2 separate regions of the Homo sapiens genome follow, and region 2 is linked to region 1. Evidence: read pairs that join two places in POLR2A ChIA-PET (ENCODE). Cell type or tissue: Panc1. All regions are shown on one strand. Each heading gives the region's core, and the rest is flanking DNA. Links, peaks and the distances in the headings are about the cores only.

The links. ChIA-PET counts read pairs that join two places held together with the same protein. Peaks named below come from ENCODE experiments on the same cell type or tissue, not always from the same donor. Only the 100,000 strongest peaks of a DNase experiment are listed, where the experiment ranks them.
Region 2: POLR2A ChIA-PET joins it to region 1 with 6 read pairs; 2 of 35 experiments call an interaction of 5 or more read pairs at or near these places.

Annotation. Positions count from the first base shown.
Region 1 is chr7:81,085,300-81,097,569 of GRCh38, reverse strand. No RefSeq gene overlaps it. Among named protein-coding and RNA genes, the nearest start is that of SEMA3C, 170 kb to the right of the region's middle. In Panc1, for the core only: no CTCF peak of the experiment used is centred there; no DNase peak of the experiment used is centred there; H3K27ac peaks cover 1,589 bases.
Region 2 is chr7:80,929,951-80,942,220 of GRCh38, reverse strand. No RefSeq gene overlaps it. Among named protein-coding and RNA genes, the nearest start is that of SEMA3C, 17 kb to the right of the region's middle. In Panc1, for the core only: no CTCF peak of the experiment used is centred there; no DNase peak of the experiment used is centred there; H3K27ac peaks cover 1,737 bases.

The DNA.
Region 1 (12,270 bases), core at 5,543-8,042:
TAGAATTTTTTAACATCAAGTTTTCCAAAAAGCCATTCTAATTTAAATTAAAATATACTTTTCTTAGAACTTTAAATATATATATATAGGAATGAAAAAGAGGCTATATTTATATAAAGAAGGTAGCTACAGACTGGGCACGATGGCTCACACCTGTAATCCTAGCACTTTGGGAGGCCGAGGCTGGTGGATCACGAGGTCAGGAGTTCAAGACCAGTCTGGCCAAGATGGTGGCACCCCGTCTCTACTAAAAATACAAACATTAGCTGAGCATGGTAGTGCGTGCTTATAATCCCAGCTACTCAGGAGGCTGAGGCAGGAGAATTGCTTTAACCCAGGCAGCAGGGGTTGTAGTTAGCCGAGATCATGCCGCTGCACTCCAGCGTGGGCGACAGAGTGACACTCCATCTCAAAAAAAAAAAAAAAAAAAGAAAGTTACTACAAAATGTAAAATTAAATCAATGGTAGATATTTTTATATATTAGAAATTTGACAAAAAATCTCTCACGATTATCAATATCATTTATATCACAAATTTTGCAAATTATATACATTGCTGCTGACTTCTTACCACTTCACAAAATACTTCTGAAAAGCTTATCATTTAGTAAGTGAGTAGAATTTTTGAAAAGTACAAAAAATGATATTAAATTACATTGTATTCATGTGAAAAGTATCCAAAAATTATTTTATGGAAACTAAACTTTTATATATAAACACATAAATGCATAGATATAAAACAAGTGATGTATCTAATCTACCTTCAAGTGACATCTTAAAAGGAAGTTTAAAAAAGCCCCAGAAGGATCCTAATAATACATGTTAAGTGTTCTCACTACAAAAATGATAATAACTATGTGAGATAATGCATACGTTAATTAGCTAGATTTAGACATTTCACAATGTGTAGTTACTTCAAAACATCATGTTGCATACAATAAATGCATACAATTTTATCTGTCAAATTAAAAAATTAAATAAATATGTAAATGTATGCAACACAGGGAAGTTAGCTTAAACCTTAGACAGTTTACTATGGAGAATTAGTCATTGCATTCTCTGATTTTATTTTTCTTTCACCAACTGGAAAAATTAGAAAAATCACCTAAAATTAAAAACAAATACATGGCATCAAATACTGTGAAGAATCTTTACATACAATTGATACTCATAACAGTTTAACAGTTTAGAAGCGACATTCTTTCATTTTCCATCACATTATACACACAATTTTGTTTGAAGTTTTAAATAGAAAACAAAATTTATTAACTCCATAGTACTTGGATCCATCATCTTGCTTATAATTTATAATGATATTACATTATATTAACATTAAGTCTCTGAATAAAAAAGAGGTGTTTTTGAGTGTTTGTGTTTTTCATTATTTAAAATTTGCATCAAAACTGATTGATAAGGTAAGACACTATAATAATTATTATCCTGCATAAAAAATGCTAATCTTTTACAGAAAGATGGCACCATATCTGTCCTCAACTTTTAAAATATTTCCTTCATATACTATATTTTTATTGTAATAAATACATATTATTGGAAAGTCTTTTGGTATATCCAGTGATATAATAAGGTCATTTTGTGAATATTTAGAAGTATAAAGTATAAATAAATATTTTAATTAAAAAATTACCACTCCAGTTTCCATAAAAAATTAAGATATTTCTCAATCTTTTTAAACATCTCGCACTTTCCACATTGCATAAAAACTCACCCCTGAACAGATTTATTTTTCTCCTACATAGTTTTTGGTATATTTTGTGATGATAGCACCAAAAATTTTGCAACCACTCATCTGATTACTATTTGTGGAAGCAAATTATAGTTTCATTTTTACTGTTAATCCAGAAGGTTACAAGAGTTAAAGATAGAAGTATCATTGAGGAAAAAAAAAAGCAATGCCCACATATTAAAAACACACCAGTAGTTTTACTTTAAAACAAGTATAGGTCTTTATTGGTTTATTCTCTAATTTATATTTTCCTCTAATAAAAATATAAATCTATGTTATGCTGTTTGGTTAATTACCACTCCACCTTTTGTGTATTTGAGTTTCCTATCTCAAACTGATAACATGTGGCTTTTCTTTAGGAATAATTACATAGAAAGGGAAATGGTACATTTTCAAGTTGTCAGTTTAATCATGTCTCCTTTTCTCATCTTTTCAGCAAATACATCAGCACCAGCTGAAGAAGAAAGGGAAGTAGATATGGAGCACTGCAAATTTGCTTCTGCGCAAAAGGAAAAGGCAGCTGAAAAACAGTTTTGGCAAATTAAATTGCAAATGATTCAGCCCCATCAAGCTAGTCAATGAGAAAAAAAAAGGACAAATTTTTATTCCGACATGGTGAGTAATGTCTTTTTTATGACAAAATAGAAAATAAACAGTACCCAAGCGATTGTTGACAGCTAAAGGTTACTAATGTCCAGAATTTCCCTCAGGACACAAGGCTCACTGTGGTACCAATTCCAGTCTAGGGTTTTTATGATGAGAGTGATATTCTGGTTGTCAAACTTAATCCCCACTCTCACCCACCCACTCTTGCCATGCACAGTCTGAAGTAAATAAGGAATAAAGAATATTAAATGGATTGGGGAAGAATCTAGGTTTCATTTGACTCTCTTTTGTTTGCTTGTTTGTTTGTTTTTTCAATAGCTATAGGGAGAAAATAGCCTATTCTGACTAGAAAAAAAAGTTATAGCCAGAAAAAATACATATATTATATATATAATTGAAACATAAAGATAGACTTAAACATTTTATGCTGCATTGCTTCTTAAGATCACAGTAAGGCTTAAACAGATTTCTACATGTTCATTTATCAGAGCTCTCTAATACCTTTAGATTGACACTGAGTAAAGGCCATGTATATCCCTGAAAATTTAAAAAGAAAAGAAAAAGAGAGAGGGAGAAGAAAAGTAAGTTTTTGACTAGCAAAGACTGATGAAGGTTAAAATTTGATCCAGAGTTGAACATGTTTGAGATCAAAGCCTTCAATAATTCTTTCAGGATGGAAATACCTAGAGGCTATTTTATTTGACTGAATTTAACTTTGATGTACTATGCTACTGAAAAACATTTATTCTCCTTTTCTTATACTAAAATAATCAATACCCTAAACCACTGGTTCCTACATTTCAGGAGGTCAAGAATTCCCTGTGGTTTTTAAATAAGTTTGAACAAATTTTTCTTAATAATGCCTAACTTAAAGGTGTATCCATCTTTCAAGTTAGGTACAATAAACAAGCATAATTTGAAGTGTGGTCTTAGATACATAGAATTTAATATACTTGGAGACTTTGTAACTAAGGGCTATGATAGAAGAAAATAACTCAAGTGTTATATTAATATTAAAAATAGACAGTTGAGATATATATTCTGAATACACTATTTCTATAGGTTTTCCTTAAAGTTATAAAACTTGATATACTCTTATATGTTAAATGGCGTTTCCCCCCATGAAGAAGAAAGTCTTATTTTAAATTACTTTTCATCTTTTATAATTAAGGTAATTTTATACTAATATTTTAAAAGCTATTTATACATAAACACTTCACATAGGCTAATTTTAATTCTCCCAATGAAAGTGTATATATATATATGTGTGCGTATATATATATGTATAATGTGTGTACACATATATAAACATATATATGTACCTATTTATACACATATATACATATATACACACACATACATATATGTATATATACACACACACGTATATAATTATTTAAACATAAGAAAACTGAAATTCAGTTTTCTAAGCAGAATAGCCAAAGCAAAAAGAAAGGAAGAGAATTGGGTTTACCATGCAAAGGATTTCTTTAATGCACACTATACTGCCCACCCTACAAATCCTCATACAGATATTACTTTTATAAAGACTCACTTAAGTTATGTATGATACAGAATACATCTTAATCATAATATGTGTTTGAGGCAGTGATTCTCAATGTGTGGACTTCACATACCCAAGACACTTGTAGGAAATCAACAATGTTAAGATTATTTCCATAATAACAGAAAGACATTATTATTATTATTATTACTACTGTTCTGACATTTGCATCAATGGGGCAAAAGCTATGGTGAATAAAACTGCTGGTGCCTTAGCATGAAGCAAGGCAGTAACACCAAACTGTACTAGCAGTCATTGTATTCTTCATGGTCATGCACTTGGAATTAAATAAATGCTTATTTCTCATACACATGTCTTAGATGGAGTTGTAAAATGGTTAATTTTATTAAATCTCAACATTATAGTACATCTTTTTTACACACTGTGTGAAAAAGTGGAAAGTTCACATAAAACACCTCTGCTTCACACCAAAATACGATTGTTGCAATGAAAAAGTACTACATGATTGTTTCAGTTAAAAACTAAATTTTATGAATACCATTTCTTATTAAAGGAAAAACTGACAAACTGTGATAATCATTCTTGAGTGTCTGGTAAACATTTTTTTTTATTTTTGGAAAATGATCAAGGTGAGCTTACCTCTTCAAAGAAAACAACTGACACTCTTTGTTGTTAATTGTAAAATTCAAGCTAGCAAAAGAAATTTATAATTTTGAAAACCTATGTCTTCCACCATGGTTATCCATTATGTATAGATTTTTTGATAAAGTTGCTGGCAGTATTAACAAATGTGATATTTAATACTGAATAATTGTTATGATCTGAATTGTGTCCTTCCAATATTTATAGTTTGATGTCCTAAACCCCAGTACAATGTGTGACTATTTGGACATAGAGTATTTACAAAGGTAATTACGGTTAATAAGGTCACTTGGGAAGCTCTTAGCCAACAGGCTTGATTGTTTTTGTAAGGAAAGACTAGGACACAGCCATACACAGAAGAAAGACTACGTAAAGCCACAGGGAGAAGACTGACATTTCATTTAAAAACCAAGGAGAAGTAGGGCAGGGCCTGGTGGCTTAACGCTTGTAATCCCAGCACTTTGGGAGGCCGAGGCTGGTGGATCACGAGGTCAGGAGATCAAGACCATCGGGCTAACACAGTGAAACCCTGTCTCTACTAAAAATACAAAAAAATTAGCCGGGCGTGGTGGCGGGCGCCTGTAGTCCCAGAAGCTTGGGAGGCTGAGGCAGGAGAATGACGTGAACCCAGGAGGCGGAGCTTGCAGTGAGCCGAGATCATGCCACTGCACTCCCGCCTGGGCGACAGAGACTCTGTCTAAAAAAAAATAAAAAATAAAAAATAAAACTAAGGAGAAGTATATATACATTGTGGAATTACTAAATCTACCTAATTAACATATGCATTACTACACAGAGTTATTTTGTGTTGAGTACATGGTAAATACAATTTTATCTGTCAATTTAAAAGTTAGAATAATTTTTAAAAACCCAAGGAGAGAGGGCCCAGAGGAAACTAATTGTGCTCAGATCGAAATCTCAAATGTCTGGCCCCTTGAGCTATGAGAAAATTAGACACTGTTAAGTCACCCCTGTGGTTCTTTGTTAGGGCAGGCTTAGCAAATTAATGCAATAATAAAATATATCAACATTTGGATGATTTGCAAATCTCAGTAAGTCAAGGTTTTCCAATACATTCCAGTAAAATTGTAAGATAGACAAGTGAATATTAATGTAACAATATGAAATGTTTACTGACACTGCTTCAGTTTAGTTTCTTCAGTGCCTTGCGACTAAACCTTAGCTAGACAGCAACTAACCTTTAAGAAACTAACTTTTGGCCCGTGCGGTGGATCACACCTGTAATCCCAGCACTTTGGCCGAGGTGGGCAGATCATGAGGTCAAGAGATGGAGACCATCCTGGCCAACATGGTGAAATCTCATCTCTACCAAAAATACAGGCCAGGTGTGGTGGCTGACGCCTGTAATTGCAGCACTTTGGGAGGCCTAGGCAGGCAGATCACCTGAGGTCAGGAGTTCGAGACCAACCTGGCCAACATGGCAAAACCCCCATCTCTACTAAAAATACAAATATTAGCTGGGTGTAGTGGCGTGTGCCTGTAATCACAGCTACTCTGGAGACTGAGGCAGGAGAATTGCTTGAACCGGGGAGGCGGAATTTGCAGTCAGCTAAGATTGCACCACTGCACTCCAGCCTGGGCAACAAGAGCGAGACTCCGTCTCAAAATAAATAAATAAATACATAAATAAATAAATAAAATAAAAATACAAAAATTAGCTGGGCATGGAGGCGCATGCCTGTAGTCCCAGCTACTCAGGAGGCTGAGGCAGGAGGATCACTTGAACCCAGGAGGCGGAGGTTGCAGTGAGCCGAGATTGCGCCACTGCACTCCAGCCTGGTGACAGAGTGAGACACCGTCTCAAACAAACACCAGAAAAATAAACTAACTTTTGTGGAGTTTTGTGCAGTATCAAACAAGAATTCCACCATCACCTAAAATGTTACTAAAATAGCTCATCCATTTCCATTTATGTATCTATGTGAGGTCAGATTTTCTTCATAGACTTCAACAAATAAAACATAGCACCACCGACTGCCTTTTAAAAACCGTCTGGGAAATACAAGTGTTTTTTTGTAACTGTTATTTATGTTAATAGTCATTTTATTATTGTTATTTTAAATGAATTAATAAATATAAAATTTTCTGAATTTTGATTTTGAGTATGTCAACAGTTATAATCTACATTAAAATTTAGTAATTTAGGCTGGGCACAGTGGCTCACGCCTGTAATCCCAGCACTTTGAGAGGCCAAGGCGGGCAGATCACGAAGTCAGGAGATCGAGACCATCCTGGCTAACACGGTGAAACCTCGTCTCTACTAAAAATACAAAAAATTAGCCGAGCGTGGTGGCGGACGCCAGTAGTCCTAGCTACTCGGGAGGCTGAAGCAAGAGAATGGCATGAACCCAGGAGGCGAAGCTTGCAGTGAGCCGAGATCGCGCCACTGCACTCCAGCCTGGGCGACAGGGCAAGACACTGTCTCAAAAAAATAAATAAATAAATAAATAATTTGTAATTTAACAATGCAAACATGTGTTGATACCTCAGCATTTAAGAGCTTCTGATTTGAGAAATAAATCAATAATAAGTAGCAGTAGCTATCCCTGTGCAGTATGTATTAATATACCAGCCAATCTGCTAAGCATTTCACATTTGCTTCCACGGTTTATCAATACAAATACCTTCAACATAAGCATAATTATTTTCACTGAGAGATGAGGATTTGAGTTCCTAAATCAGTTTATAACTTGCCTAAAACTTCACAACCAGTATATGCCCAAAATGGAAAACAAACATAGATTATAAGATTCCAAAGCCCAAAATGTTCCACATAGTAGATCAAACACTCACTTAACAAACAAATAATATATTAGAGGAATTCTTTCAGCAATAACATCTCAGGTAGGAATTCATTGGGATTTCTGCAAGAGATTTAGGAAAGAGTGGCCGTAGAGTCCCCAGTCTGATCTAGAAAATCTGTGGTCAAACAGTTTTGGATAAGTATACTGAAGGAAAGTATGTATTTCTTCTTTTATTCTCAAAGACATACTATCACAAACTTGCGTGTTAAGTACATTCAAATGGACATCAGGAACACATATTTTTCTTCTTTGGTGATGCAATCACTTTACACTGTCTTTTCTTAAGTAATTCTACTCTTAAGATAAAATAATACCAAATATACTTGACAGAGTTTTCCAAAAATGCTTTACCATTGGTTGAGTGAAATAAAGAATAAAAAAAAATTATCCAAGCCGGCATAAAGTTTATAGAAATTTTGTGTGGTGTTTCTGAATAAAATAAGAATATAGTCATTAGAGATAATAGGCGATTATCCACGTGTCTCAAAAATTAATTTTAACCATTATTACTCATGCTTTATTTCCTATCTCCTCTTTTCTATTTATCTTTCAACAGAAGATGGACTATATTGTGAAATGACCATTGTATCAGTTTGTCCAAGAAACGATAAAATAAAAATGCCTAAATAATAATTCATAAATTCTGCAAAGTGGATGATTATTAAAAAGTAAGGTCCAAACACAATTATTCATTACATAAATATCAGTAAATATTCTGACATTTAGTGTACTCAGTTTGTGTTTATCAAATTCTCATGAATTTATATAAATAATATTTTTCATTAGTTTATAACATTACTTATTGTGCTACTGGCTTAAGTGCTTCCAAAATTAAATACCATGTTAAGGAAAATTTTACTCTATTAAAATATATTCTTGATTTAAATTGTATGTAAAATAAATTTTTATATCTGGAAACATTTCTTTAAAAATTTTCTAAACGTATTAAAGTAGAAATTTCTTAAATTTCTAAATTTCTGATACTACTAAAAAAATCCTCTAAATACCTAAAGCTATTCTCTATGCCACAAAGCTCTGCAAAATAATCTATCAAGTTTCCCAATATGAATATAAAGTTATTATGTAATTTTATTAGGAAACAATATGACAAGTTTTAAGCATAAAGCAGTGATGATCATCCAATATTCAAAATTAAAATAATTGTTTTTCATAAAAGACAAAAGAAAAGAGAATGTGAGAATGGGAGATAGGATGGATTAAAGATTGTTCATACTACAATGATATTTTTAGAGGAGAGGTTTTGAATGGATATTGTATAACAGAGAATATTTCTGTATCCTTGACACTAAAATATCAATTAAAATTCATTGTTTAAATTAATCTAAGTTTTAAAATTGTATTTTAGAAGCTCAGATATGAGATTGTACTATCCCACTCATGTTAGTCTTTCTCTATTTGAAAAAATATATAAAAATATTTTAAGTATGAATTTGATTTAAAATTTTATCAAAAATATTATATATTTTAGGCCGGGCATGGTGGCTCACGCCTGTAATCCCAGCACTTTGGGAGGCCAAGGCGGGGGGATCAGGAGGTCAGGAGTTCAAGACCAGCCTGGCCAAGATGGTGAAACCCTGTCTCTACTAAAAATACAAAAAATTAGCCAGGCGTGGTTGCACATGCCTGTAATCCCAGCTACTCAGGAGGCTGACACAGAGAATTGCTTAAACCTGGGGGGCGGAGGTTGCAGTGAGCCAAGATTGCACCACTGCTCTCCAGACTGGGTGACAGAGCAAGACTCCATCTCAAAAAAAAAAAAAATTATATATTTTATTGGCACAGGATGAAAACTCTAACACATACTATTTGTGGATGAAGTCTAATTTTTATATTTAAATAACGACATGTATATTTTCTCTTGTTTCTTTTTAGATTCATCTTTCAGCTTAACTATTAAAATACTGATGAACATATCTTGTACTTTGATTTATTAAGTACATAACAAAATATTATATTTTATCTTTTTCATTAGATTCTAGATATACAGAAATTTTGCACACTTAAGAGAAAAGAAAATATTGTTTTCAATTTTAGAGCAACTTAGAAAGTTTTTTTTTTTTTTTTTTTTTTTGAGATGGAGTCTTGCTCTGTCGCCCAGGCTGGAGTTCAGTGGCGCAATCTTGGCTCACTGCAAGCTCCGCCTCTAGGGTTCACGCCATTCTCCTGCCTCAGCCTCCTGAATAGCTGGGACTACAGGCGCCCACCACCAGGCCTGGCTAATTTTTTTGTATTTTTAGTAGAGACAGGGTTTCACCATGTTAGCCAGGATGGTCTCGATCTCCTGACCTTGTGATCCGCCTGCCTCGGCCTCCCAAAGTGCTGGGATTACAGGCGTGAGCCACTGCACCTGGCTGGAAAGTTTTATTAATCATTCTAAAACTGAAATCGTGTTCTGTAATAGGAGAACATTCCTGTTTTGTTTAGAACTGTTTTCAAAATTTTAGGAAAAAATACTACTTGTTTTTCCACTTTTTTGTCTTTAATTAAACTAAATATAAATAGATGACTGTTGTAGACATTTCTTATATTTTATATTTGATACAGATAAATCAGAACTACTTCCTTTTTTTTTTTTTTTTTTTTTTTTTTTTGTATTTTTAGTAGAGATGGGGTTTCACCATGTTGGTCAGGCTGGTCTTGAGCTCCTGACCTGATGATCTGCCGGCCTCGGCCTCCCAAAGTGTTGGGATTACAGGCGTGAGCCACTGCACCCGGCCAAATCAGAACTACTTCTTAGACAGCACTAATAGACTATAATACACATAAGTGTTGCCATATTGTTAAAATTGAAAATGTTGTATTTTCTACTGTAATAATCACGGCAGCTCAACTGATCAGGGTAATGAAAAACTACAGCTTTCCTTATCCCAGAATATATGGCCTCAGAGTATATGGCCTCATGGAAAATAAAAGGTGGCTTTGCTTTTTCAGATATTTTCTATCATTTCTCAGATACATAATTTAGAAGAAAGTAGAGTTCATAATGTATTAACATTTAGGAATCTGTAATCATAATTAAGAGAAAAAATTGTGTTTTCATATTCTATGCCACCAAATAAGAATAATAGAGTATACTCTTACAGAATTTTACAATGGCCACTCATTGATACCAAAACCTTTATCTGAAAATTCATCTATGGCCAGGCGCGGTGGCTCACGCCTGTAATCCCAGCACTTTGGGAGGCTGAGGCGGGTGAGATTGAGACCATTCCGGCTAACATGGTGAAACCCCGTCTCTACTAAAAATACAAAAAATTAGCCAGGCGTGGTGGCAGGCGCCTGTAGTCCCAGATACTTGGGAGGCTGAGGCAGGAGAAAGGCGTGACCCCAGGAGGTGGAGCTTGCAGTGAGCCGAGATCGTACCACTGCACTCCAGCCTGGGCCACAGAGCGAGACTCTGTCTCAGAAAACAAACAAACAAACAAAAACAACAACAACAAAAAAGAAAGTTAATCTATACTTTGTTTCACATAACAAGTAAACTTCTAAAACTTTATTCTGTAAATTTAAATGTGTTACTGATATGGTTTGGCTCTGTGTCCCCACCCAAATCTCATCTTGAATTGTACTCCCATAATTCCCACATGTTGTGGGAGGGACCCAGTGGGAGATAATTTGAATCCATGGGGGCGGTTTCCCCATACTGTTCTGGTGGTTGTCAATAAGTCTCACGAGATATGATGGTTTTATCAGGGGTTTCTGCTTATGCATTTTCCTCATTTTCTCTTGCCACTGCCATGTAAGAAGGGCCTTTCGCCTGTCACCATGGTTGTGAGGCCTCCCAGCTATGTGGAACTGTAAGTCCAGTTAAACCTTTTTCTTCCCAGTCTTGAGTATGTCTTTATCAGCAGCATGAAAACGGATTAATACAGTTATAATATACCCTGAAAATTGTTATAGGTTACTTTAAGAGTGAATAAAATTTTCTCACATATTTATTAGTCATAAGTATTCAATAAAACATATTCACCATCTGTTTAGACGACTAAATACCAGTTACAAAGTACGTGGTTAGCTTGACATCTCACATTTTATGGTCCTAACAAAATTTAATTGAAATTTCAGCAGCACAATGGTTCTTTGATTGATTTGAATTCTAGCTTTACTATGGTAACACATACCATTAATTTAATAGAAATTTGCCTTTATGCCTGTATGTTTTTTAAGGACAAAATTCTTCCATATTCTCAACTCTTATTCTATACATCATTCTTTCAGAAACCAGAAATGCATTAGTTAGAATTTGTAGTACAGATAACAAATCAGATTATAAAAAAATCTCATTTGCCTGAAAAATAACTGTACATTTCCAAAGGAAGACCAACTAAAATTGAAGAGACTGGAGCCTTATTATTAGATACTCCTCTATAGTTTGTTAACTTTTATGATACTCCTGTGAGACCCATAAAATTGAAATAAGTTTTTAGGAAAGGAAGAAAAGATACAACCCTTGCTCTCAAGGTGCTTACAAATTAGCAAAAACCAGATGATAGAAGAAACTACGAAAATGAATGAAACCATGCAAGGAGACACTGTCCCGGTGGGGCTCACAGTTTATAAAAGTTCTGATACATAATAAAGAAGATTAGAAAATGAATGAGGAAAAAATTTCTTAGGGCTGTCTTAGTATCCTAGAGCTTTTATTGTCTGTGATATTTAGTGAATGTTATGCTTTTCCATCTACATACTGAAGATAAAAATAAAACTATTTTCTTTGAATGTCATGGCAAAGATAATTCTGTTCCTATTACCTTCTTTAGATAAAATCTCTATTGTTACACTTACCGACTTTATAAACTGGCCAACATAACTGCCCATGTAAAACTTAGTCATCTCAATAGATATTGATAGAGACACTCCTCCATTCTCAAGCTACCATTCTCAGTATGATTTAAACATAGGACTAG
Region 2 (12,270 bases), core at 4,253-6,752, 150 kb after region 1:
ACAAACTGACTTGAGTTGTTTGTTAGTACTAACATATTAAGAGGGGAATAAATTTGCTATCTGTCTGCAATAGCTTTCTCAAATATGTCAATGCATTTGAAGCACCTTGCGAAGAATTATTATTTAATCAGTGGACATTAGAACTCCTATTTTGATGGATTCTTTAGAAAAATACCTTGATTTTTGCAGTTGAAAAGTGAGAAAGGTTCTGTTGACAGAGAACTAAGAAATATGTAAACTTGTTTCTTAAGAAACAAACACTAAATTGAAGATGGAAAAAAGGGGAAAGAAAAGAGATGGAAGGAAGGTGACCAAGGAATAGAGCAGAAGAATGAAAGAGTGGATGAAAATCTATAGAAAAGCAATGCCTAATAAATAGCATTTATATTAGTGGTGCAAATTTTCCCTCCATGTGATAATATATACAGATAGATATATATTTTACATTGGGATTTTGATTATTTAATATTTATTTTTAGATTGTGTTCACTATCTGTGATATAAAGAAATTCAAAAACTTCTTTCCTGGTTATGAAACATTGTGTTACTCATTGCCTTTTTTTCAAAAACAGAAACTGGACAATTAAGGCTAAGTGCAATCACTCTGTTTAAATTTATTGGGCAATAGTTGCATGATCTTCAGTTGTGGAATTTGTGTGTCAAGGCTCATATGACAATTCCTTTATGGCACTGAAATAAGACTGTACTTGTCTTTGCTTTGTCCTTTCGGCCTGCCCTTGGTGAACTCCTTATTGCAATGAATTCGTATTTCTGAATCTAAAGATGACTAGCTTCTAGCTGCTAAGTTAAATTTAAACCTCCGTGAGGACACCAGCTGTCCCTAAGTGAGATAATTTGCTATTTTCCTCGGGCCAAAAATTCCAGTTTGGGGTAAGACAGGGCCTTGAAATGCACATTCCCTAAGAGGTTACTTTTGATCCAGAGATCTCTTAAAGTGTTAATGAATTTCCACACACATGAGCACCCTGCATTTTTTTCCTTTTGGGTTAAAAACCGAAGAGGTCTATAAGGAGACTGTCTCAGAACTTTGGTTCCCAGAACCATTATTTATATTCAGCTTCAGTGTTCCTTATTTATTAGCTGGGACCTAGCAGAGCAGTTACAGCAACAGAAAACAGCAGATGGCAAATTTCATGGTGGCGATAACACAATAACTGAGAAGTATGTGGTGAGCAATATGGGAGCTCTTCACAAATCCCTTATTATCCTTTTTTGTTATTTCTGTGTGTGGAGGGAGGGATGTTAAATGTTTCGTGTATATTCTCTCTCCTATCCTATAACAATGACACAAGAGTGTATGATGCTATGAAAACAGCTCTCTTGCCTCTAGTTGGGGCAACTCTAAGGTGTGACACACACTCCAGAGCTCCCTGAAAAGTCAGGCTAAAGTTCTTCTCTACAGGATGCATGCCTCTGCACCTGCACTATTGCTTGGCTTACTTCCCTTCTTTCTTCTGCTTTTTCCAACTCCCTAACCTGCATGCCCTAGAGGAATTTCCTTAATAAATTGGTTACACATACATCCTTGGCTCAGGGTCAGCTTGTACTAAACCTACAACAAAGGGAGGGGTGAGTAAAATGAGGAGACAGGGAAAAGATGAATCTCCAAGAGAGATAAAAATGAAAGGTTACTGGAAGGCAGGATGGAGCAAAGAAATCCTTAAAGAAAGGAGGGGAAATAGGGTAAAGGGGGAATCAAGAATTGAGATACTATTGTCTGGCACCATAGTATATGGGACCTTTATTTAGGGGTCCTGAAACATAGTGCTGAAACACAAGGCCCTGACTTCATACTGACTGAGGATAAAATTCCAACTTTTCTACCTCACAAGTGTATAGCCTTAGGCAAAGTAATTTACTCTTTAAGCCTCTGATTTTCCATCTATAAAATGAGTCTGAGATTTTAACCCTTAGAAATACCTTTAAATATGGAAAGAACCTTACACCTAAAGGTATTTATTGCAGCATAATTTAGAGATGTGGTCCCCAACTGGGGGTGATTTTGTTCCCTAATGGACATTTGGCCATATCTAGAGACATTTTTTGTTTTCACAGCTCAGGGATGGGAAGTTACTAGCAGCTAGTGCATAAAGACTAGAAATGTTGGCCGGGCGCGGCGGCTCACGCCTGTAATCCCAGCACTTTGGGAGGCCGAGGTGGGCGGATCACGAGGTCAGGAGATTGGGACCATCCTGGCTAACACGGTGAAACCCCGTCTCTACTAAAAATACAAAAAAAAAAAAATTAGCCTGGCGTGGTGGCGGGTGCCTGTAGTCCCAGCTACTCGGGAGGCTGAGGCAGGAGAATGGCGTGAACCCGGGAGGCGGAGCTTGCAGTGAGCCGAGATCGGCCCACTGCACTCGAGCCTGGGCGACAGTGCGAGACTCTGTCTCGAAAAAAAAAAAAAAAGACTAGAAATGTTGCTATACAACCCACAGTGCACAGAATAGTCTCACACCCCCCTTCAACAACAAAAACGTTTTGGACCAACATGTCAGTAGTGCACAGTTGAGAAACTTTAACGTAGAGTAACAAAAAGTTGAAAGCAAATATTTTAAAAATTTAGAAATAGAGCAAGATTAAATAAATTATAATGCATCCCCTGAACTAAATAATATGCTATAACTGAAAAAATTATTTTTTTTTAAATTGTTGACACCTATGATAAGATGATAACAAAGTAGAAAATGCTGGACAGTCTGTATGTAAATTGTGTAAATCAATTAATTAATTCAAGTCATACTTTTCAAGAGCTAATCCATGCCAGGTATTGGACTAATGGATATTATAGTGGTAAAGGAAACACATTTATGAAATTTGCATTCTAGTAGAGAGAAAGGACAGTAGAAGATAGATAGATAGATAGATAGATAGATAGATAGATAATAGGTAATATAGATAGATGATGAATAAAAAAATGAACAAGAAACAACTCTCTGAAGAACTGATATGTCAGCTGCGATCTCAATTTGTAGAAGGTGTGAATCATGGCAGGATGGAAGGCAGAGCATTCCTAGATAGACTCGTTAGGTTGAAGACTCTAAAGTGAGAACAAGCATGGCAGTTTTGAAGAACAGTAGTGTGAAAAGCCAGAGAAAATTATGGTTAACAATACAAGCTATTGTGGAGAAAGACAGACTTGAATTTGAATCCTCGCTCTGTGGGATATGAAGTGAAATGTTCACTCTTTCAGAAACTTTTTCTTAACATTGTTTCACGGTGTATAATTGGGCATAAGAAAACTTCTCAGGATTATTGTGAAAATGAAATTAGGTAATATATGTAAAGTGCCAAGCATCTTTTACATGATAAGCACTCTATAGTTTGAATTTAATGAAAAAGTCAAGATTAAAAAATATATATGGTATACAAACGGGAATAAAAAAGTCATACAGAGATATATATATGTGTAATATATGTATATTACATAGGTACACACATATACATATGTAATATACATAACATATGTAATATACATAATGTAATTATGTATGTAATTACATATACATAACATATGTAATTTATATGTAATATACATATGCCTATGTAATATACATAACATACACAGTATTAGGGTACAGATGCATTAGATTAGCTAATCATATACATATGCCTATGTAATATACATTACATACACAGTATTAGGGTACAGATGCATTAGATTAGCTAGCCTCCTAGATGCTTCTCATTCTATAATGCCAGGACTTCACAAATTCCTGTACAATGATAAATGACAATAGCTTTTGCTACATGTACTCATTCATATCAGTTCTCTGAACCAATGAAGAATGGCAATCTGATTCTCTAAGGTATAGAAGTGTGGTGGACATAAAGTAACAACTGAAAGAGCCCTGGTCTGGTGACCAACAGGTACCGGTTCTCTTTGAGATTCTGCTGCCTATTAATTTTGATTCCCTAACAATCACCAACTATTCTGAGCCTCAGTTTCTATAGGTATAATGAATAAATTAGACAAAATCATCTTAAAGATCCTTTCTAATTCTAGAATTCTAAATATTGCAGATTATTTAGAGATAAAAGGTGGTTTTACCAGATTTTAGTTTAATCAAGTAGAAAACTGTTTTAGAGAAGATAATACTGGTTCCTCTGAGAAGAAAAATTAAAGAAATCTTTTGGTTTAAGGAAAGTATCTATTTATAATTTGTATAAAATTACATTAATTATAACCAAAATACATGATTATAAATTATCTTCTTTAATGTATTTGCTTTTAATTTTTTATGTTACATGCAGAAATAAAGATGGCTAGGTTTTTACAATAAGTAGTTCCAACAGACCAGTTAGTCGTATAAGGAAATTCTATAAATACCTTCAGTGGAGAAAGACAAGGTGTCCTAGACATCACTGAAATGACCATACATTAGACAGAGGCCATTCCTGACATTGGAAATGGCATCATTTTGAGTGTTAAGCTCAAAAGCACTGATCCAAACTTGGCTTACCCAATTTTTTAGTCTATAATTAAAAATAACTACCTAATCATGTTATTAATACATGAGTTAGAGCGATTTACAAATATTGTTTTATCACATAACAAAAGGAATAAAAGGCAAGTGAGTAATGTACCAGGTTTGTTTCACACAACTTAAGTGAATAAAGAACATACGCCTAATGGTTTATGGAAAGTCACACACAAATAAGATAAGGTCAGGGTCAGGATCCACTTAAGATCCATTAAAATGTCATTGAAGTCAACGATCCACTCCATATGAAAAGGTAATTATACTGTCTGTTGATAAAAACAATCCTTACAAGAAGATGTAGTGACTTACAAGAGGATGAAGACTCATAGTGTTCAAGACTCCTGAATGCATAAAAATTTATAAGAAAATGTTTAATATGTATATTATTTATTATATATTATTAAGTAAAAACATATAATATATAATAAAGCTCATAAGTGGCATTAAATGGGAAAAATCATGAGGGCAAATTCCAAAATATTCTTTTTCATCCCTAGACCAAAACAATTTCTGCAAATATTTTATAGAATGCCTTGAAAATGCCCTCTATAAAATATCTAAAAATATAAAATACGTAATATTGTTATCTGATTATACTAATGAGAGGTTATTTAAAATTTTGAAAGACAATGGCTGGATGCGGTGGCTCACGCCTCTAATCCCAGCACATTGGGAAGCCGAGGCAGGCGGATCACGAGGTCAGGAGTTCGAGACCAGCCTGATCAGCATGGTGAAACCCCATCTGTACTAAAAATACAAAAAATTAGCCAGGCATGGTGGTGCATGACTGTGGTCCCAGCTGCTCGAGAGGCTGCGGCAGGAGAATTGCTTGAACCTGGCAGGCAGAGGTTGCAGTGAGCCGAGATCGCGCTACTGAGCTCCAGCCTGGGCGACAGAGTGAGACTCTATCTCAAAAAAAAAAAAAAAAAAAATTGAGGGACAAACTTTAACACACGGTTTATGTATAATTTTTTTTCTTTAATTCTACAGATGAGAAATTAAGGCCAGAAGTTAAATGAGGGAAGATAGCCAGTCTTTTCCATATCACATATAATGTATTTCGTTTTTAGAATTGTCTAGTTTCTCACATGTAGTGAATTCTTAGCCCAGCCAGAGTCTAATAAGCGTGGTCTTTGGGGAGCAATTATATGAGCATTATGTTTTTCCTGGTGAGCAAATCTTCCCAATGCAAAACAAAATGTTTACCAATGTTGAGGTGGGATAGAGCAACAGTAATTTCAAACAAAATACAGTAGGGAGGAGGGCAGTGGGAATCAAGTGCTAATTGAAGGGGAGAAGGGAAGGCTTTGTTCAAAATAGTGATGGAACATTTGAATTTATATCTTTATCTACTTAACTGTATATTAAAGCAATATTAAAGAGTTTTGTAAAGAGTATGAATTTGCAACAATGAAGTGAGTAGAATGGGGCTATTCCCAAGCTTTTAACATGTTTCTAGAAGGCAGAAAGCAGATGGTAAAGTGGTACTGTTCCAACAGGATAGGAAAATCTGTGGCCCAGGGGACATGAAGAGAAGGCAGCAGCTGGTGAGAAGAGAGTCAATATGTACTGCAAAACCACAGCAAGGTCCAGGCCTGGAAGCACCAGCCACTACAAAAGGTGGGAAATGCATTTAAAGCAGGTAGAGGGAAGGAGCGGCCTACTCCATTTCTCAGGACTGAATACAGAACAGTCAGAAGACAGCCTTTTTACCCGATAGTCAAAAATTAATCTTTTTTTATTTTAATTTTTTTTTTGAGATGCAGTCTGGCTCTGTTGCCCAGGCTGGAGTGCAGTGGCACGATCTCGGCTCACTGCAAGCTCTGCCTCCCAGGTTCATGCCATTCTCCTGCCTCCCAAGTAGCTAGGACTACAGGCGCTGAACACCACGCCTGGCTAATTTTTTGTATTTTTAGTAGAGACGGGGGTTTGACCGTGTTAGCCAGGATGGACTCGATCTGCTGACCTTGTCGTCCGCCCACCTCGGCCTCCCATAGTGCTGGGATTACAGGTGTGAGCCACTGCACCCAGCCAAAAATTAATCTTTTAAGGGTAGTTGAGTGTGTAGAAATAGCCACCCCCAAATAAGACCATCAATATACTGATATTTAGGGAGCCAAATGTTTAGCAACCTGGCCCTTTGACCGAATCCTAAGTCTGGCAATCCCGTGCCTCACACTTCAGAAACCTCAAGTCATGAACCCACGTAAATGCATAAATGAAGTTCACAGGACAGTTGAGAGAAGTCTGAAACATGAAAAAGTCAGATGAAACAAATAAATGACCCCTAGGAAACATTCACAAATATAGTAGGGGTCATTAGAGTTTTTAAGAAGAATACAAATTATACATAAGAATATGATTCTATGACAAATAAATCATTACAGAACAAAAAGTATCTCTTAAAAATTAATAATTAATTGTTCCTCAAATAATTCATTAAGAAATTTAGAAGATAAAAGAATTTATTTTTTTTGACAAAGTCTCGCTCTTGTCCCCAAGGCTGGAGTGCAATGGCGCGATCTCAGCTCACTGCAACCTCCACCTCCCAGGTTCAAGCAATTCTCCTGCCTCAACCTCCCCAGTCACTGGGATTACAGGCACCTGCCACCATGCCTGGCTAATTTTTGTGTTTTTAGTAGAGACGGGATTTCACCATGTTGGCCAGACTGGTCTCAAACTCCTGACCTCAGGTGATCCGCCTGCCTCGGCCTCCCAAAGTGCTGGGATTACAGGTGTGAGCCACTGTGCCCAGCCGATAAATTTTTAAAAAATAAATAAAATACATAGAAGATCAATTCTGGGGACTTAACATTAAATGAATTAAAAAGTTCTGGAAAGCTGGAAGAGAGAAAATACAAGGAAAATAATTCAAAAGGAATTAATAGAGAATCACTTCTGAGAGATACAGGCACAAGTTTACAGATGAAAAGGTCTAATCCAGTTCTCAACACCGTATTTGCAGAGATACACATTTACTATTCCTCTTCTCCTCCTCCTCCCATAACCTTTTTCGCCACCATAACCTGTTTTGCATGCTCTCAGCTCCTATTCTTACTGTAACCTCAATAGGGTATAAAAGCATCAACCATCTGGCCATTTCTTTGAGTTTTTATATTTTGTATTACTCCTGTACACATGTGATCTCATAATAAAATTTGCTTTCCTTCCTGTTTTTTTTAAGATATGCATTTAACAAAGTATTATGAAACTTCAATACCACAATGACAAAGAGGAATTCCTAAAGGAGAGGGTGAACTGGTCAACTAGAAAGGAATAGTAATCAAACTGGAATCAGACTACCTAACAACAAAATGGGATCCTAGAATAAAATGCTACAATGTCTTCAAAGTTAACCAATCTTCATCTTGGACTGTGTGGAGAGAATGGTGGACTAAGTAGTCACTGGCACAAAATTAAGATATTTTAATATTACTTTCCACACAGCCTTTCTTAGGAAGCTTCTGAAATATGCATTCCAGAAGAAAACAGGGAGTATACAAATATACAAAAAGAGGAAGATAGACATACTGAATAAGGAAAATGGAGAATCTAACCCTCAACAGTCATGTAGAATTGTACCACTTGGTTTATAGAATAATCAGCCCAGATCAAAGCAGAAGAATGAATGTTAGAGAAAAGAATCGTTTCAGGAGGGAAAAAAAAAGGGGGATATCACAGGTTTGTTATTTTTGAGAATTCTGAAAAACATGAAACATGATATCAGCTACAAGGAAAAAAAAGATAGTCACCTTTATATTGCAGAAAAAAAGGAAAAAAGTAAATTGATGAAATGAATAGCACTAGATAGGAAAGAAAATGTTATCACAGCCTACCCCTTGGTTCCACATAGACATCATTTAGATGGACATAACAGTACTTCTTACTGCTTTTCAATTTTATAAACTAGCTATAGAAAACAACAGAAGGGTTAATTTTGGCTACAAAATGAAATAAAATGTAACTAATTTTGACAACACATGATAAAATATTCTAGCTACTAACGAGAGGAAGTTTGATAAGAGCTGAAGAAGTTGTGGGTAGTAATAATATACACATCCTATAAAATGTGTATTCAAGAAATTTTGTTTATTGTTGATGAAATAAAAGTGTAAGAATATTATTTATAACAAAAAACTAAACAAATAAATAATCTCTCACAGGGAGAGACGATCAACAGCAAATGTTATATGAGGTCTCTACTTCCACCTATAATTCCATGAACATCAAAGATAATCTCTAAAATTAAGAAATATTAATATAGACCATTATAAATGTTTAAAAGTGGAGAACAGGACTAGAGGAAAGGATCCAATGGCCAGAAAATATTATTTTTCATTGTAAGCCCATCTCTACTATTTAGATTTTTTAGATTGATGCTACCTTCCAAAACAACCCTATTTTGTAATGATTTTAGATTTACAGAAAGGTGACATATTACAGACAGTTCTCAAAACCTTCATGCAATTACCCTCATTGTTAACATCTGACATGGCCATGATAAATTTATCAGAACTAAGGAACTGACATCGTACATTATAACTAATTGAACTCCAGGCTTTATGGCTTTCACCAGGTGTTTTATTAATGTTCTCTTTATGTGCCAGATCCAACCCAGGGTACCACACTGCATTTAGTCTTCATGTCTTCCCCGTCTCTTCTGGTCTGCAGGAGTTTCTCTTTCTTTTCTTTCTTTGCATGACCTTGATAATCTTGAGGAGTGCTGGCCAGGTATTCTGCACAATGTCTTCTAATCTGGGTTTTTCTGTATTTTTCATGAATAGACTGTGGTTATAGGTTTTGGAAAGATTAGAACAGAGTTGAAGTCCCCTTTTCTTCATATCACAATGGAAGTACATGGTATCCAGATTATACCACTCATGAGGTTATCCTTGATTATTAGGCTAAAGTAGTGTTTTCCAGGTTTCTCCATTGTGCAGTTACTGTTATTCTTTCTCTTGCTCTATTCTTTGGAAGTGAGTCATTGGAGTTGGAGATAGGAATTAAGCTCCACCTCCTATACTGGGGATTATCTACACATATTATTTGGAATTCTTCTGAAAGAAACATTCAGTCATTTGTTTTATATCAGCATGTATTCATGTATACTTACTTTATACTTGAGGTTATAATCCAGTACTATGTTATATTATGTATTTGTGCCTCAAATTGTTGTAGCTTTGGCCATTGAGAGCCCTTTCAGGTTATTTATGTCCTTTTTTTTTTTTTTTTTTGAGACGGAGTCTCGGTCTGTTGCCCAGGCTAGAGTGCAGTGGCGTGATCTCAGCTCACTGCAAACTCTGCCTCCTGGGCTTATGCCATTCTCCTGCCTCAGCCTCCGGAGTAGCTGGGACTACAGGCGCCCACCACCACGCCTGGCTAATTTTTTGTATTTTGAGTAGAGACGGGGTTTCACCATGTTAGCCGGGATGGTCTCTATCTCCTGACCTCGTGATCCACCCGCCTCGGCCTCTCAAAGTGCTGGGATTACAGGTGTGAGCCACTGCGCCCGGCCTATTCATGTCCTTTTTAAGTGATCACATTCTTTTGTTTTTGACTACTTTACTTTTTGAAACTACAAGATGCTCTAGACCCATCTTTTATTTTTCTGCTCGATACTAAAATTAGCCATTTTCTCAATGAACTCTCATTAGTTTTTACTGGAGAACAGTATTTAGACACCAGGGTCTGGGTGTTGAGGGTGCTTGTTACTACTCTGGTGGCATTGCTTCTAGGGATTCTCAATGGAGCGAGGATGTGTGTGTGTGTGTGTATATATACACATGTATGTGTGTGTACATATATATATACACATGTATGTGTGTGTACATATATATGTGTGTGTGTGTGTATATATATATATGCCATGTTCACATACTGTGTAAAGGTCTGTCAAAACGTATGTGTGAGTGGTTGTGTAAACAGGTTTTTTGGGGTTTTTTTTGGATGAAGTCTTGCTCTGCTGCCAGGCTGGAGTGCTGTGGCGTGATCTCGGCTCATGGCAACCTCCGCCTCCCGGGTTCAAGCAATTCTCCTGCCTCAGCCTCCCGATTAGCTGGGACTACAGGCGCCTGTCACCACGCCCAGCTAATTTATGTATTTTTAGTAGAGACGGGGTTTCACCATGTTGGCCAGGATGGTCTTGATCTCTTGACCTTGTGATCTGCCCGCCTCGGGCTCCCAAAGTGCTGGGATTACAGGTGTGAGCCACCATGCCTGGCCGTGTAAAGAGATTCATTTTAAGGAATTGGTTCAGGCAGTTATGGAGGCTTGACAAATCCAAAATCTTCAGGGTGGGCTGGCAGCCTGGAAACCCAGGGAGGACTAAACATTACATTTCAGGTCTGCTGCGGAATTCCTTCTTGTTCAGAACAGGTCAGTCTTTTTGTTCTATAGTGGCCTTCAAAGGATTGACTCACACCTAACCACATTATAGTGGAAAATCTGCTTTACTCAAAAGCCACCAACTTAAATGTACTGATTTTGATCTCATGCAAAATCCCGCATAGAAACGTCTAGAATAATGTTTATTCAAATTGCTGGGACATGGGGCCCAGCCAAGTTGAGAATAAAATTAACCATCTCAAAGATATATATGTAACTGTATTTACCCAAATGTATTTATATAACCATATATATTTATGTGTTAAGATAAGTTCATACCAATGTCTAATAGATATGTGTAAGTCTTCAGTTTTAAATAAAATATTTGAAGACAGTACACATCTTGAAGGAATTTTACTAACAAATATGAAATTGAGAAATTTAAGGTGATATTTAATCAGAAAATGTTGTTAAAAATTATTGAAGTAGGGAGTTAAAGAATCATTGACTCCTATTATACGTCAGATACTTCATGTTTCTTATTTGGCTTAAGCTACACAATTATGAAAGGAAAACATTATTGATAACATTTGACAAGTCGGGAGTCTGAAGCTCAGAAGAAAGAGAATTTTTCCATTCTGTGAGAACAGTGTTAATTTATAGTATTATGATCCAGGGGAAAGATGATATTATAATACAGGGACTGGGGGCAGAAAATTAACATTTATTAAATTCTTAGGGCTATCCTAACAAAGTACCACAATCTGAGTGACTTAAAACAACAGAAATGCATTCTCTCAAAGATCTGAGGTTACAGGTCCCAAAACAAGATGTTAGTAGGGCCATGCCCCTTGCAAACCCTCTGGAACAGTGATCCCCAATCTTTTTGGCCCCAGGGATGGTTTCGAGGACAACAATTTTTCCATGAAAGGGGAGTGTGGGGGGAGGGTGGTGGGGGATGGTTTCGAGATGAAACTGTTCTACCTCAGATCATCAGGCATTGGTTAGATTCTCATAAGGCGAGCACGACCTAGTTCCCTCGCAAGCTCAGTTCACAGTATGGTTCCCGCTCCTATGAAAATCTAATGCTGCCCCTGATCTGACAGGAGGCAAGCTCAGGCAGTTGAGCTTGGGACCTCAATCGGTCTGCAGTCAAGGGGCTGGGGACCCCTGCTTTGGAGGAAGATCCTTTGTTGTCTCTCTGAGCTTCTGGTAACCACAGGTATTCCTTGGTTTATGGCAGCCTGAGTCCAATCTCTGCATCTGTCTTCACATTGCCTTCTTCTTTTAAAAGTACCAGTCATATTGGATTAACAACCAACCTAATGACCCCATTTTAAATGAATGACATCTGCAAAGACCGTATTTCCAAATAAGGTCACATTCACAGGTACAAGGGGGTTAGGACTTCAACATATCTTTTGGGGGGACACAACTTATC